2 separate regions of the Homo sapiens genome follow, and region 2 is linked to region 1. A link is an interaction called in ENCODE POLR2A ChIA-PET data of the cell type or tissue named here. Cell type or tissue: PC-9. All regions are shown on one strand. Links, peaks and the distances in the headings refer to the core of each region. The heading gives the core; the rest is flanking DNA. Region 1 overlaps CWC25 (CWC25 spliceosome associated protein). Region 2 has its middle 8.8 kb from the start of LINC02079.

Region 1 (2,920 bases), core at 221-2,720:
GGTGAAGTAGACCAAGCTAAGGTAGGTTGAGTTCCAAAGAATGAATGTCCATGCCAGGCACGGTAGCTCATGCCTGTAATCCCAGCACTTTGAGAGGCCAAGGCAGGCGGATCACCTGAGGTCGAGAGTTTGAGACCAGCCTGACCAACATAGAGAAACCCCATCTCTACTAAAAATACAAAATTAGCCGAGTGTGGTGGCGCATGCCTGTAATCCCAGCTACTCAGGAGGCTGAGGCAGGAGAATCATTTGAACCCAGGAGGCAGAGTTTGCCGTGACCCGAGATCCTGCCATTGTACTCCAGCCTAGGCAAGAAGAGTGAAACTCCGTCTCAAGAAACAAAAAAGGCTGGGCACGGTGGCTCACCCCTGTAATCCCAGCAGTTTGGGAGGCCACTGCGGGCAGATCATGAGGTCAGGCGTTTGAGACCAGCCTGGCCAATGTGGTGAAACCCCATCTCTACTAAAAAATACAAAAATTAGCCAGGCATGGTGGCACGTGCCTATAGTCCAGCTACTCAGGAGGCTGAGGCAGGAGAATTGCTGGCACCCGGGAGGCGGAGGGTGCAGTCAGCCGAGATAGCTGCACTCCAGCCTGGGTGACAGAGTAAGACTTTAAAAAAAAAAAAAAAAGAATGAATGTCCACTGTCAGAAGTGCATGAGTTCTGTTCTCTTTCAAAATATGTGCCTTCCTGCTCATTACTGCATTCCTCCTGTCTTGTCATCACCAACTCTGATTTAGGTATGGCTAGTGGAAGGATGACTTGTATGCTTTTAAGGTTAAAACTGTTTGAAGGGAATTCAGGAAGGACCCGTTCTATCCTGAAGCTTTCTTGTTCTTGTTCTTGTTGTTTTGAGACGGAGTCTTGCTCTGTCGCCCAGGCTGTAGTGCAGCAGCGCAGTTTCGGCTCACCGCAACCTCCGCCTCTTGGTTCAAGCGATTCTCCTGCCTCAGCCTGCTGAATAGCCGGGACTACAGGCGCACCTGCCACCACGCCCAGCTAATTTTTGTATTTTCAGTAGAGGCGTTTCATCATGTTGGCCAGGCTGGTCTAAAACTCCTGACCTCAAGTGATCTTCCCGCCTCCGCCTCCCAAAGTGCTGGGATTACAGGTGTGAGCCACTGCGCCCGACCTGTCCTGAAGCTTTATACACTTGAACAAGCTCCCCTTCCCCTCTAGATGTGTGAGAGATTATTGGAAGAAAACCTTGCCATTGTTGAAGACATCTTGCCCTCACACGCCTGCCTTGGGTATGGAAGGGTGGGTGAGGCAGGGCTAGTTATACCCACCACTCAGTCACCCCCCGAATTATCATCACCTTCTTTTTATTTACCACAGAATCTGAAGAAGAGCTGGCACCCGCAGACCCTCAGGAATGTGGAGAAAGTGTGGAAGGCCGAGCAGAAGCATGAGGCTGAGCGGAAGAAGATTGAGGAGCTTCAGCGGGAGCTGCGAGAAGAGAGAGCCCGGGAAGAGATGCAGCGCTATGCGGAGGATGTTGGGGCCGTCAAGTAAGTGAGGAGCTGGGGGTGCGCTTGTGTGTAGGGAATTGCAGAGCTGTCCTGAGATGCATCATCCAGTGTTGTATAATGGCTGAGTGCTTAAGGGCATGGGTTGTAATGCCAGACTCACCTGGATTCTAAGGTTGGCTTTGCATGTACTAGCTGTGGAACTGTGATCAAATTTGAGAGACTTGGTTACTTCAGTAGGACCAGGGAGTAATAATACCCAACGCCTTCTTAAGGTTTGTTGAGAATCAAATGAGATAACACGTAAGGACTTGCTGTAAGCCGAGCTCACAGTAGATGGCTGATAACCGTGATGGAGGATGGTTGCTCTACCCTGCTTCTCAGCATATGTTGAGGATGCAGTCCTGCCTTTGTTAATGTATTTCAGGCTTGCTTGGGTCGGCGGGGACAGGGGGCAGGGAGTGAGGTCCCATGAGAGAAGGTGGATGGTATGCTTGTCAATAAAAGCTGAGTGATTACGGCCAATGCCACTAGATTTTACCCTGCTTCAATTTCCTGTTGTATAATATAGGATACGAGTAGCAGATAATAACTACCCCATCCATCTCATAAAAGGAGATGGGAGTAAATATGTTTGAGAAAATAAAAAGCATACAATATGCAGTGTATTCTTAAGTCAGAATAAAATAAAATAACAGATAGACTAAAACTGGGGACTAGGTGCGGTGGTTCATGCCTGTAATTGCTGTATTTTGGGAGGCTGAGAAATCACTTGAGCCCAGGAGTTTGAGACCAGTCTGGGTAATGTAGTGAGGCTCCATCTCTGTTTAAAAATATATAGGCTGAGTGTGGCGGCTTATGCCTATAATCCCAGCACTTTGGGAGACTGAGGCAGGCAGATCACTTGAGGCCAGGAGTTCTAGACCAGTCTGTAGTAGGAACCCATCTCTACAAAACAATAGAAAAAAATTAGCCAGGCACGATGGCTTACGCCTGTAATCCCAGCACTTTGGAAGGCCGAGGCGGGCAGATCACTTGAGGTCAGGAGTTCGAGACCAGCCTGACCAACATGGTAAAACCCTGTCTCTATTAAAATACAAAAATTAGCTGGGTGTGGCGGTAATCCCAGCTACTCAGGAGGCCGAGGCAGGAGAATTGCTTGAACCCGGGAGGCAGAAGTTTCAGTGAGCTGAGATCATGCCACTGCACTCCAGCCTGGGCGACAGATTGAGACTCCATCTCAAAAAAACGAACAAACAAAAAAAAAATAGAGGCTGGGTGCAGTGGCTCACGCCTGTAATCTAGCACTTTGGGAGGCCGAGGTGGGCGGATCACCTGACGTCAGGATTTCGAGACCAGCCTGGCCAACACGGTGAAACCCCATCTCTACTAAAAAAAAAAAAAAAAAATTAACTGGGCGTGGTAGCATGCATTTGTAGTCCTAGCTAC
Region 2 (2,920 bases), core at 272-2,771, 210 kb before region 1:
TTTAATTTTTTGTAGAGATGTGGTTTCATTGTGTTGCCAGGCTAGTCTTGAACCACTGGGTTCAAGTGATCCTCCTGCCTATGCCTCCCAAAATGCTGGGATTACAGGCATGAGCTACCTAACATCCAGCCAGGTTAAGTATTTTTATTATTATTATTTACTTGTCTCCCTAGACTGCTGAGCAGAACAGATTAAGGTTTTTTTTTTTATAAAAATTTAGCAACCAAATTAAGACTTCGAAGACTTAGTATGGAAAAAAGAATGTAAACTCCCCAATTAATTTTTATACTAACAACATGTAGAAATGATACCCCTTTGGATATTTTGAAGACTTAGTATGAAAATAGAATATCTCATTAATAACATATATAATGACTGCATGTTGAAATGAAAATATTTTGGATATAATATATTAACATGTTTCACCTGTTTCTTTTTTAGTTTTATTTTTTAAGTGACTACCAGAAAAGTTAATATTATGTATGTGGCTTGCATTATGTTTCTAATGAATAATAGAAGTATTAATAATCCTTCCATTCAGTATTACACACACATAATACTTTTAATAAGTATTAATAATACTTCTATTACTATATAAAGTATTAACATACTTCTATTATTATATAATAGAATAATAGAGTATTCCATTATATGATTCTACTGCAATATATTGATTCATCTACTGGGTATGGATACTGAGATATTTCTAGTTTTTAGTTATTACAAAGAATGCTGCTTTGAACATTCTTATACTTGTATCCTGATAGTACTTTTGCCTGAGTTTCTCTAGGATATAATAAGGGCACAAAATTGTTTTCCTAAGAAGTGGTATTTCAAGTGGCAGATTGAAAACATGCCAAGTCTCTACCCATCCAACCTCTAGCAAATCTCTAAAAATCATAGAACAGAAATAATTTAAAAATCCACAAACTTAGCTCAAAATGTGGAAGCATCTCTACAAATGATCCCCTGTCAGAAATGCCCAGGAACTACCTACAAGTTATTGGTTGGGACAGTGGAGTGGGAGAAGCCAGAGGCACATCAACCACATATCTTTCTTCCTTGGGCCAGGCAGCAAAGAGTGTCTTCCTCCAGGCAGGAACAATTGGTGTTAGAAAGGGGGCAGGGTCCTGGAGCCCTGGAGGAAGGGTGTACACTCCCTTACTAGCCATCTCCCACACCTTCTTGTTATCAGGAGACTCCATCTGGAACACAAGCCGCAGAATCCCATCTCTCCTCTAGAGCTAGAAAACAGGATTGTCTGGTTCTAGCATTTTTTTTTCTTACCAATAAGATATCACACTAAGGGTGAGGGAAACTACTTTAAAGTGGTCATAATTCCTCTTCTTAGATGACTATGATTGTCATGTGTTTTATTTTTAATTTAGAGCTCGTGTATAACTTGTCTATGTAAGTTGAACTAATAATGTGACACACAAACTGTTGTAAAAAATGCCAGTTACTGCCCGGGGGTGGCGGCTAACGTCTATAATCCCAGCACTTTGGGAGGCCGAGGTGGGCGGATCACCTCAGGTCAGGAGTTCAAGACCAGCCCGGCCAACAAGGCGAAACCCCATCTCTAAAAATACAAAAAAATTAGCGGGGCATGGTGGTGCGCACCTGTAGTCCCAGCTACCCGGGAGGCTGAGGCATGAGAATCGCTTGAACCCGGGCAGTGGCAGTTGCAGTGAGCCAAGATGGCGCCATTGCACTCCAGCCTGGGCGGCAGAGCGAGACTCTGTCTCAATTAAAAAAAAAAAAAAAAAAAAAAGCCAGTTACTTTGAATGTGAGCATTTTTTCCAAAATCATTTATGTGTCGAATTCCTTCTATAAATCAATGTGAAAATGATTTTAAAAATTCAACGAGATCATGAACAAAGGACAGAAAACTCAGAGAAGAAACACAAATGTTCAATAAACACATAAAAACATTTCATTAAATTCATAAGTAATCAGAAAAATTCAAATTTAGATGGGATACCTTTTATTCATCCATAACATCAACAAAAAGTTGGAGAATAGCCAGTGGTGAAAAGGTGTGGGGAAATGAATGCTGTCATACTCTGCTGACGATAGTGTAAGTAGGCACAACATTTTTGACGGCAATTAAAATTTCATATCTACATAGGCTTCACTCCAACAATTCCATTTCTAGATATCTATTCTACAGAAATACTTGCCCATGTTCACAAAGAAGCATGGATTTCATTGCAGCAATGCATGTAACAAGAAAACTAGACATAATCTAAACATCCATCAATGGGGGAACTATTAAATAAACTATGATACATCCATACTATGGAATATTATGCAGGAGTTTAAATGAATGGGGTAACCCTCTAAGTACTGGGAAGGAAGGAAATCTAAGACACATCATGAAGTGAAAGAATCAAGTTGCAAGATGTTACCATTTATGTAAAGAAAAAAGATTTTTAAAACCACACAACAAATCTATTTTGCTTTATGTAAATATGTATGTAGGCAAATGGGAAAAAGTCTGGAAGGTTATATACTAAACACAGAGTGTTACCTCAGGGATGAGGGAGTAGGACACAAGGAAGATTTTTGTTATAGCTGTTATTTCATTTTTATACATTAAGAATATAATCATGGGCTGGGAGTGGTGGTTCATGCCTGTAATCCCAGCACTTTGGGAGACCAAGGTGGGAGGATCACTTGAGCCCAGGAGTTTGAGACCAGCCTAAGCAACATAGGGAGACCCTGTCTCTACAAAAAATAAAAAATTAGGTGGGAGTGGTGGCATGCACCTGTGGTTCCAGCTACTTGGGAGGCTGAGATGGGAGGATCACTTGAGCCTGGGAGGTGGAGGCTGCAGTGAGTAGTGATTGCACCACTGCATTCCAGCCTGGGGAACAGAGTAAGATCCTGTCTCCGAAAAAAAAAAAAAGAAAAAAGAAA

The links. ChIA-PET counts read pairs that join two places held together with the same protein. Peaks named below come from ENCODE experiments on the same cell type or tissue, not always from the same donor. Only the 100,000 strongest peaks of a DNase experiment are listed, where the experiment ranks them.
Region 2: POLR2A ChIA-PET joins it to region 1 with 5 read pairs; 2 of 35 experiments call an interaction of 5 or more read pairs at or near these places.

Annotation. Positions count from the first base shown.
Region 1 is chr17:38,819,494-38,822,413 of GRCh38, reverse strand. It overlaps CWC25 (CWC25 spliceosome associated protein), which reads left to right. Exons shown (of 10, transcript NM_017748.5): 2 at 1,341-1,513. Among named protein-coding and RNA genes, the nearest start is that of CWC25, 4.4 kb to the left of the region's middle. In PC-9, for the core only: no CTCF peak of the experiment used is centred there; no DNase peak of the experiment used is centred there.
Region 2 is chr17:39,034,483-39,037,402 of GRCh38, reverse strand. It overlaps the pseudogene LRRC37A11P. Among named protein-coding and RNA genes, the nearest start is that of LINC02079, 8.8 kb to the right of the region's middle. In PC-9, for the core only: no CTCF peak of the experiment used is centred there; a DNase peak (open chromatin) is centred at 1,212; H3K4me3 peaks cover 349 bases; H3K27ac peaks cover 434 bases.